Regions from separate parts of the Homo sapiens genome. Here region 2 is linked to region 1. Evidence: read pairs that join two places in POLR2A ChIA-PET (ENCODE). Cell type or tissue: HCT116. All regions are shown on one strand. Region 1 overlaps LPO (lactoperoxidase). Region 2 has its middle 2.6 kb from the start of EPX.

Evidence for each region. ChIA-PET counts read pairs that join two places held together with the same protein. Peaks named below come from ENCODE experiments on the same cell type or tissue, not always from the same donor. Only the 100,000 strongest peaks of a DNase experiment are listed, where the experiment ranks them.
Region 2: POLR2A ChIA-PET joins it to region 1 with 6 read pairs; 2 of 35 experiments call an interaction of 5 or more read pairs at or near these places.

The regions. Positions count from the first base shown.
Region 1 is chr17:58,252,729-58,257,728 of GRCh38, reverse strand. LPO (lactoperoxidase) reads right to left here. Exons shown (of 13, transcript NM_006151.3): 9 at 2,758-2,918. Among named protein-coding and RNA genes, the nearest start is that of LPO, 17 kb to the right of the region's middle. In HCT116, a CTCF peak has its summit at 2,665 (motif pointing right); a DNase peak (open chromatin) is centred at 2,718.
Region 2 is chr17:58,187,603-58,192,602 of GRCh38, reverse strand. No RefSeq gene overlaps it. Among named protein-coding and RNA genes, the nearest start is that of EPX, 2.6 kb to the left of the region's middle. In HCT116, no CTCF peak of the experiment used is centred here; a DNase peak (open chromatin) is centred at 2,592.

The DNA of each region.
Region 1 (5,000 bases):
ATGGAGAACAGTTTGGAGATTCCTCAGAAAACTAAAAATTGAGCTGCCATATGATCCAGCAATCTCACTACTGGGTGTATACCCAAAAGAAATAAAATCAGTATATCAAAGAGATATCCGCACTCTTACATTTGTTACAGCACTGTTTACAATAGCTAAGATTTGAAAGCAACTTGTGTCCATCAACAGATGAATGGATAAAGAAAATGTGATACATATACACAATGGTGTACTATTCAGCCATAAAAAAGAATGAAATCTAGTCAATTGTAACAACATGGATGGAAGTGGAAATCATTATGTTACGTGAAATATGCCAGGCAGAGAAAGACAAACATGGCATGTTCTCACTTATTTGTGGGATTTAAATATCAAAACAATTGAACTCATGGACATAGAAAGTAGAAAGATGGTTACCAGATCCCTGGAAGGGTAATGAGGGGCTGTGGGGGGCGGAGGTGGAGATGGTTGGTGGGTACCAAAAAATAGAATGATGGCCAGGCGCGGTGGCTCATGTCTGTAATCTCAGCATTTTGGGAGGCCAAGGTGGGTGGACCGCTTAAGGTCAGGAGTTTGAGACCAGCCTGGCCAACACGGTGAAACCCTATCTCTACTAAAAATACAAAAATCAGCAGGACGTGGTGGCAGGTGCCTGAAACCCCAGCTACTCAGGAGGCTGAGGAAGCCTGGGCAACAGAGCAAGACTCTATCTCAAAAAAAAAAAAAAAAAAAAAAAAAGAGTAAGACCTACTATTTGATAGCACAACAGGGTGACTATAGTTAATAATAATTTAACTTAATTGTGCATTTTCAAATAACTTAAGAGTGTAACTGGATTGTTTGCAACTCAATGTATAAATGCTTGAGAGGATGGATACCTCATTCTTTTTTTTTTTTTTTTTGAAAGGGAGTCTCACTCTGTTGCCCAGGCTGGAGTGCAGTGGTGTGATCCTGGCTCACTGCAACCTCCGCCTCCTACCTCCACCTCCTGGGTTCAAGCGATTCTCCTGCCTCATCCTCCCGAGTAGCTGGGACTACAGGCGCATGCCACCACACCCAGCTAATTTTTGTATTTTTAGTAGAGACAAGGTTTCACCATGTTGGCCGGGATGGTCTCGATCTCTTGACCTTATGATCTGCTCACCTCAGCCTCCCAAAGTGCTGGGATTACAGGCATGAGCCACTGTGCCCAGCAGGATACCTCATTCTTCACGATGTGCTTATTTCACATTGTATGCCCTTATCAAGCCATCTAATGTACCCCATACATATAGGCGCCTACTATGTACCCACAAAATTAAAAAATTAAAAAAAAAAAAAACACCTAAAAATGGACTTACCATGTGACCTAGCAATTGCACTCTTAGGCATGTATCTCAAACAAATAAACATTTCTTTTCATGCAGAAACTTATGTTTGAATGATTGTAGTAGCTTTATTCATAATAATCTAAAACTGGAAACTATCCAAATGCCCTTCAAAAGTTGAATGGTTAAACAAATTGTAGTTCATTCATACCATGGAATACTACTCAGCAACAAAAAGGAATGAAATATTTATATACACAACAGCATGGATGAGCCTCAAAGATATTATGCTTAATGAAAAAAGCCCATCTCGGATACATGTTGCATAATTCCATGTATATAACATCTGTGAAATAACATAGAGATGGAGAACTGATCAGGGCTTGTCAGGGGTTAGGGATATAGGGGTGAGGGTGGATGTGGCTATGAAGAGATAGCATGAGGGAGTTTTAGGGGACAGTACGGTTAAGAGTCTTTATTGTGGTAGTACTTGAAGCTACATCTGTGATAAAACTGCATAGAGCTATGCAGACACATACACACACACAGTTGATTGCATTTATAACTGGTGAGATCTGAGTAAGCTCTATGGTTTATATCATTGTTAACTTCCTGGTTTTGCCAGTGTATCTTGGTTATGTAAGACATTAGCACTTACATGCTAATGTAAGGAGGAGACTGGGTGAGGGGTGCATGGGACCTCCTTGTACATTTTTAAAAATTTCCTGTACAATTCTTAGAATCTAATAATCTGCAGGGAGGGAGGCCCAAGAGCCCTGCCACTGGGGCCCGCCTGGCTCCCACTCCTGGCTCTGCCCTCTGCTCGGTGCTGCGCCTCCAGCTACCTTCTCTGTTCCCAAACCTCTGCTTCCCCCGGCCTCTCTGCTGCTTCTCTCCTGTTGTCTCATCCTTTGAAACCCCCCTCCTATTGCAATATATTAGAATCTATAATTATTTCAAAATAAAATGTTTAAAAAATATGTGCATGGTTAATATCAACACATCAACCTTTGTAAATCTCTTCTAGTTAGTTGATCAGCCAATCAACAGTATCCGCTGAGTATGCCCATGAGATGGGCGTAGATGTAGACAATTAAAAAGGAAGAGAATCAAATCAAAATAACCCAAATCACTGCGATGTAGCAGTCCCGGGAGTGAAGGAGCCTACAGTCCCAGTAATGGCACCCAGGCAGGCACACTGAAGGGACCAACGCACAAGTGACTTTCCAACACTCCAAATCCAGAGATTCATTTTGAGACAGAGAAGCTGAAGAAATGAAAGGAAGGGGATTTCAAAGAATGAGACAACAAGAGAGAAGCAGCAGAGGGGCCGGGGGAAACGGAGGTGTGGGAACAGAGGAGAGAGCCTGAGGCACAGCAGCCAGCAGAGGGCAGAGCCAGGAGTGGGAGCCAGGTGGGACCAGGTGACAGTGCTCCTGGGACTCCCTACCTGCACGAAGGCTCCCAGGATTTTCCGGGCTTCCTGGTAGAGCTTCTCTCCATCCCACTGAGGGTTGAGTCTCTTTAGTTCTCTGGCCAGCCGGTTATGCTCGCGGAGAAAGAGGGTGTGGGATGTGGCCAGCAGAATATGCTCTGAGGCTCGAGAATCTCCTGAAAGCCCAGAAGGCAGGAAGGTAGATTCTCCCTAACAGCCCCAGGACCCAGTAACCTGCACAAAGAAATGATGGTGCCCCACAGGACCGCGCCCCGCCCCCCCCGCCCCGTCAACAAGCCCTACTTCCCGTCAGGTGAATAGGGATGGGGAGGGGGTACTGAATCATAGGTTTGACTCTCAGTTCTATATACACACTTTTTAGCTGTGTGACCTTGGACAAGTTACTTAACACTTCTGAGCCTCGGTCTCCTTACCTATGAAAATGAGAATAAAGCCTATCACAGCACTGTGACAAAGGCTAGTGGTGACAAACTACACAGTAACATTTTGCTAATTATAACCCAACCGCCTTCTAGGAAGGGGAGCTTCGAATGAATGAGGAGCTTTTTACTTCACAGAGCAAATTTGAAGGTTTTAGGAATGCGGGTTTGAGGTGAGGAGCTTGGGTAAGGCTGAGTTCCTCTGGGTAATAAAGGGAGAATAATCTGGAGATGGGGGTCTGTAGTGGGAGGGAGAGAGGAGTAACGATGGGGGAACAGTTAAATGGCCAAAGACCAGGTGTCTCATAAGGGGATAAAGGACTTCTCCCTGTGCCCTCTAATCTTTAGGAGAGTCTATCTATCTATCTATCTATCTATCTATCTATCTATCTATATATCTATATATCTATATATCTATCATCATCTATCTATCTATCTGGACAGTCTTGCTCTGTTGCCCAGGCTGGAGTGCAATGGCATTATCTTGGCTAACTGAAGCCTCAACCTCGTGGGCTCAAGTGATCCTCCTGTTTCAGCCTCCAGAGTAGCTGGGACTACAGGCATGTGCCACCATGTGTTGCTAGTTTTTAAATTTTTTGTAGAGACAGGGGTCTTGCTATGTTGCCCAGGCTGTTCTCGAACTTGTGGCCTCAAGCAATCCTCCCACCTAAGCCTCCCAAAGTGTTGGGATTACAGGCATGAGCCACTGCACCAGGCCAGGAAATCTATTTAAAATTGTAAATTCTTGGTGTGAGTGCATATTTTTATGAAAAACAAGAAAGAACTCGGTTTTGTGTCTGGATTGCTGTGGGATATATGTGAACACAAAATCCAAAAGATCTATAAAGGTATCTTGGCCTAAGAGCTGGCCTTCTGCAATGTCAGGGTGGCCAGGGGGTTTGTCCAAAGAGAGAGGATGTTTGAGGGTGGGATGGCCTCTAGAAGCCGGAGACAGAGAGGACCAGGAGGGCACCTGGAATGAACAGAATTAGCAGGGCTTTGGTCGTGCACAGGCTGAATGGAATGGGGATTTTGTCCCCAGGTTATAAAAAGCTTTAAAAATATACATTCCTCTTCATCTAGAACTTCCTCTTCTGGGAAATTAGCTTAATAAATGTATTAAAAATGAGAACAAAGATTTATCAATGAAGATGTTCATTACCTAAACAACAGCAACAAAACACAGGAAAACTTGAAATAACTAAATTCCCCCAAGTAGGATTGAGAAAATAAATGATGGTAATATGTGTCATGAAATACCAGGCAGCCATTAAAAATCACGTCATAGAAGAACAGTTAATGGCATGGAGTAAATTAAGTGAAGACATCAGGTTTTGGAGCATTATTTATAGTAAGACCCGATTATGTAAAACAATGTAGAACTGTATCTGTGATAGAAAAAATACTGGAAAATAAGCATGAAAATGTTAACGATGATTATTGGTGGGTAGTGGGATTGTGTGAATTTTCTTTTTCTTTTCTTTTCTTTCTTTCTTTCTTTTTTTTTTTTTTTTTTTTTTTTTTGAGATGGAGTCTTGCTTTGTTGCCCAGGCTGGAGTGCAGTGGCGTGATCTCGGCTCACTGCAACCTCCGCCTCCTGGGTTCAGGTGATTCTTCTACCTCAGCCTCCAGAGTAGCTGGGACTACAGGGGTGTGCCACCACGCCCGGCTAATTTTTTGTGTTTTTAGAAGAGACGGGGTTTCACCATGTTAGCCAGGATGGTCTCGATCTCGTGACCTCATGATCTGCCTGCCTCGGCCTCCCAAAGTGCTGGGATTACAGGCGTGAGCCACCAAGCCTGGCACTTTCTTTTTATT
Region 2 (5,000 bases), 65 kb after region 1:
TTTGAGACTGAAACCCCCCACCCCACCTCCTACCAGCCTGGGGACATTCTTCCTGCCTACCCTTCACTCCATCCCTACCCTCTACTACCAAGCCCACTGATGCACTTCTCCCAGGGCCCAGAGCAGCACCTGGGACACAGGTGTCGCTCAATGGATATTTGTTGGCTGACAGGAGCGGTGCACCTCAGTCGCCACCGCCTGGCTGCATGGCCTTGGGCAAGCCACTTTCCCTCTCCAGGCCTCAGTTTTCACATCCCTAGAATGAGAGTTGGGCCAGATGATTGGAAGGGTGCCTCTCCTCCTGCAACAGGGCAGAAACTGAATCTGCCTTACTGTTATACACACCCCCCATACCCAGCTCAAAGCCCAGCATTTAGTATGTGCTTAGCAGGTGTTTGTTGAGTGAATGAATGATCTGTGATGAATGATTTGGCCCCTCTCCTTATCCCCTAGCCCTACTCACTCCCTCCAAGGTGCCAGGGAGAGTGTGAGGCTGTGACTGAGGCAGGGCCTGGCAGTGAAATCCCTCATGGGGCCATTTTGGGGACATGGCGAGATGTCACAGGTAAAACACCCAGCCCAGTGAGCTGCTGCAGAGCCTAAAAGTAAGCGCCCGCCATGGGCTTTATTCTCTTGGAGTTTCTTAGGTGCCAATCAGTAGTAGGTTTACTCTGAGAAGTAGATTTCAATTATGAGTTCCTATTGGGCTTGGTGAGAAGTAGCTTCTTTAGAGGCAGTGTGCTGCACCAGGGTCTGATTGGCCTGGATTGAATCCAGCCCTGTCACTAGCTTCGTGACCTTGGGTGAGCCTCCATTTCCACCTTAAGTGCGCCTCCATTTCCACCTTAAGTGCAGAGTGCATCCCAGTCGGCCTTCTGCCAGGGCCCACCCTCTCTGCACCTAAGCCTTCCTCCTGTAGTTCCCTGCCCTGGATGAGCCAGGTTCATCCTTTGCCTCTGACCTCATCCCGGCTGCCTGGAGAGCACATGCTCATCCCTGAGACAGTTCCAGAGTCACCACCACTGTGGCCAGCAGCCTGCGTGTCCTCGCCCCTTCTTCAGGAGGACACGTCCATTCCTTCTTCAGTGTGGACCCCGTGCCTGCTCCAGACTCCCAGGGAGGCTGTTCCAAGTGTCCTTTCTCCTCCCCCACCCCCACACCCTACCGAAACCCTGCCCGGTGCCTTCCACAGCCTCCTCCTCCCACAGCAATGTTACCAGCCCAACCGTTGCTCTTGAAACAACCACCTCTCTTCGGCAACCCCTTTCACAAGCTCCAGTTGATGGCCTGAGCCCTCCTAATCTTATCTCCTTATCTTTAGCGGAGGCCCCTCTCCTGTGACGGGGGGCCTGGGTAGAAGTCACTGTGTAGGAGCTGAAAGCACACTGGGTTCCTTGATGCTGACCCACTGAGTGACTGGGTAAATCACACCCCTCCATGGACCTGTTTCCAAACCTGTGAGATGGGGACAGGGAGCCTCATGGAGGAGAGAGATTATATAAATCACACAGCACTCCTCAGCTGTGTGTCACCTCCCGGCCCTCAGGGAGCCAGGTGCTCCCCGGGTGGAGCCAGGTGGAATGCATGTACCCCAGGTTGGAGCTGGATGGGGTGTATGTACCACAGCTTGGAGCCAGGGTGGGGTGTATATAACCCAGGTTGGAGTTGGAGTAGGGTGTATGTACCCTAGGTTGGAGCCAGGGTGGGGTGTATGTACCATAGCTTGGAGCCAGAGTAGGGTGTATGTAACCCAGGTTGGAGTTGGGGTGGGCTGTATGTACCCTAGGTTGGAGGCAGGGTGGGGTGCATGTACCCCAGGTTGGAGTTGGGGTGGGGTGTATGTAACCCAGGATAGAATTGGGGTGGGATGTATGTACCCCAGGTTGGAGTTGGAGTGGGGTGTATATACCCCAGGTAGGAGTCGGGGTGGGGCGTATGTACCCCTGGTTGGAGTTGGGGTGGGATGTATGTACTCCAGGTTGGAGCTGGGGTATGGTGTATGTAACCCAGGATAGAATTGGAGTGGGATGTATGTACCGCAGGTTGGAGCTGGGATGGGATGCATATACTCCAGGTTGGAGTTGGGGTGGGGTGTATGTAACCCAGGTTGGAGCCAGGATGGGGTGCATGTATCCTGGATTGCTGTACTTCCAGGGTCCCCAGCACTCAGAGTGAGCTCTGCTCTCCCTGCAGAGGGTACTCTAGTTCTTCAACAATAGTGAGCAGTGCAAGGGTTTCTCCACAGCCATGGGCTGCCGTGGGTTATTGGGACAAGCCTGAGACAGAAACCTAGGCTCTAAGCCCAGCCCTGCCATGGTGGCTGATCTCTTGGGGATTTGGACCTATTGGTTGCTCGGGGTGGTGATGAGAGCCTGCTGCCTGGCTCTCCTGGACTCTGGCTCTGGATGTCTCCTTAGCCTACTTTCTGCCACGTTTCCCCCACAGGACCCTGCCCCTAGGCTCCAATCATCCTAACCTTCCACATATAACCCCCACCTTTTCTCTCCTTCCAAGCAGCTCCTAATTCTGCCGGAAGCTTCCTCTTCCTAGCAGGTCCCTCTGGGAAGCCATTTCTGAGTCACCCCACAAGCTGGGCTTGGTGCCATAGCCACAGCACTTAGCAGGCGGGAGCTCCTTGAGAGCAGTACAGGGAGGTGGCTACAAGCTGAACTTGGTCCCCATTCTAGCACCGTCATCCACTTGGGCAGGCTCCTCAACCTCTGAGCCCACCTCCTCACTGTCAGATGGAGGTCATTCCTAGTCTACCTCGCAGACATCATTCCTGACACATAGCAGGCGCTCAACAGTGTTGTTGAACATACCTTGTTTTTCTGCCCTATTGTTGCTTCCTTTATTGAGGTCCCTTGAGGCTGTCTGTCAAAGGCAGCAATTGCCATTGGCCTGAAGGGTGGAGGCAGTGAGTGCAAGGGATTTGCAGACCCTTCAGGGCTGGGCGCCTGGAAGGGAGGCCTCCAAGTTTAGGGCTGTTCAGACCGAGGCTCTCCAAGCACTCCTCCTCATGTCAGAGTGGGCGTGCCAGATACGGGGCCACTGGAGACGGAGTGAACGTGATGAAGTGACAGAGACCTCTCTAGCCCCTCTCCAGGGGCTTTCCAGCCTGGACCCCACCCACCCTCTCCAGCTCTGGCCCCCACTATGGGGCAGGTGACATGCAGGGTGCTCGCCATGTCTCACAGTGGTCCACGTCGACATCTGCTTTTTCCTCCCTCTGGTCAGGGCCAACCACATGCAGGGACAAGAAGAGGAGTGTAGGCAAGGGCCCCCTGCCCTCTGTGTCCCCCTCGTGGGCTTTTCATCGTGCCCACTGGGATTTCATTGGCAAGATTTTCCTTAGCATTAAGTGTTGTGCAGTAGCAACCTGGAGTATCTGACACTGGAAATATACACACACACACACACACACACACACACACACGTACACACACACACACACACACATATATATATATAGAGAGAGAGAGAGAGTCTTGCTGTGTCACACAGGCTGAGTGCAGTGGCGCAATCTTGGCTCACTGCAATCTCTGCCTCCTGGGTTGAAGTGGTTCTCCTGCCTCAGCCTCCCAAGTAGCTAGGACTACAGGCACCCCCCACCATGCCCAGCTAATTTTTGTATTTTTAGTAGAGATGGGTTTTCGCCATGTTGGCCAGGCTGGTCTCAAACTCCTGACCTCAGGCAATCTGCCTGCCTCGGCCTCCCAAAGTGCTGGGGTAACAGGTGTGAACCACTGCACCTGGCCTGGGAACAGATTATTTTTTGATACCCCCTCCTCTACACAACAAAATAATTTTTAGTAATACTCGTTAAATGAAGCAAGTCATAATAATGGCCAACAAAGAAATATGTAAAAGTTCTCTTTTAGTGAATTTTATGTATAATCATGCCAGTAGAGACATAACAAAATAAACAAATAAATAATATACAAAAGAAAAGTATAATGAATTAATACTTTTAAATTACATGAATGCATTTTAAATAAAGGGGAAATCTACATACATATTTGTAGTTTTAATATTTAATATGTCATTACATTTTCTGTCTTCTTGATCCATTCATTAGTTTTAAAATGAACAATTACAAACTTAGAAGAATAAATTAGATCTTAAAGTAATTATTCAAATTCAGTACAATATTTCATGTATGAAGTAAAATTTGCACTTAAAAATCAAGTTCTGTCTCCTCATCTTTACAATCACTGTGCTATCATTGTTTATATCGAACGAGCTGTTTAAATGCAAGAATCTACAGTGCTAACAGGGGCAGGAGGCGCACGTTGCACCAAAGACCGCTCAGAGGAATCTGAGCCATCAGCCCATCCTCAGAGGGAACATACTCAGCCAAGCGAGCCACTGTATGACTGGGAATTCTCCCAACCAACTTCCACATGGAAGACAGTGCTTCTTAAAGGATAAGCAATAAAAGTGCATTAACTTGAAGCTTCCACATATTACTAAGCCCAATGGTAATCACAGCAATGGTTTAGAATCTAGACCAACACAAGATTTCTTTGGGGAGCAGGATTTGAGCTCTGAAATTATGTAAACTTGCCCCTGCATGGTGATCATCGTAAGCAGCCTGACCTTTTATCTGTGTTGTTATTTCTTGTAAACTTCCTATAGATGACGAACCCCTTATTTTCTGCCCTGGAACGGGTGGCTTCCTCTGCCCTGTCCTTGGTACTGGCATTTGTCCCGTCTAATTACCTTTGCTAAGTGACAAGTTGGGAGGCTTTCGTGTCCTTCCATACCCTTGCCCCACCCCGCCTTCAACACACTCTGGTTTCCCAGGGAGAGGGAAGAGGAGAGCACTGGAGGTAGAGAAGGAATTGCTCATGGGTGTCCTGGGATGAGCCCAGCCCGTCCAGGGTCCTAGTGGGCAGGGTCACAGTCTGTGGGGTCTATTCATGATATTCCTTCAGCAGCAGTACAGGGAACTCCAAATCCTTCCATGGCTTCCTAGGCCCTGGAGGACTTCTCCAGCC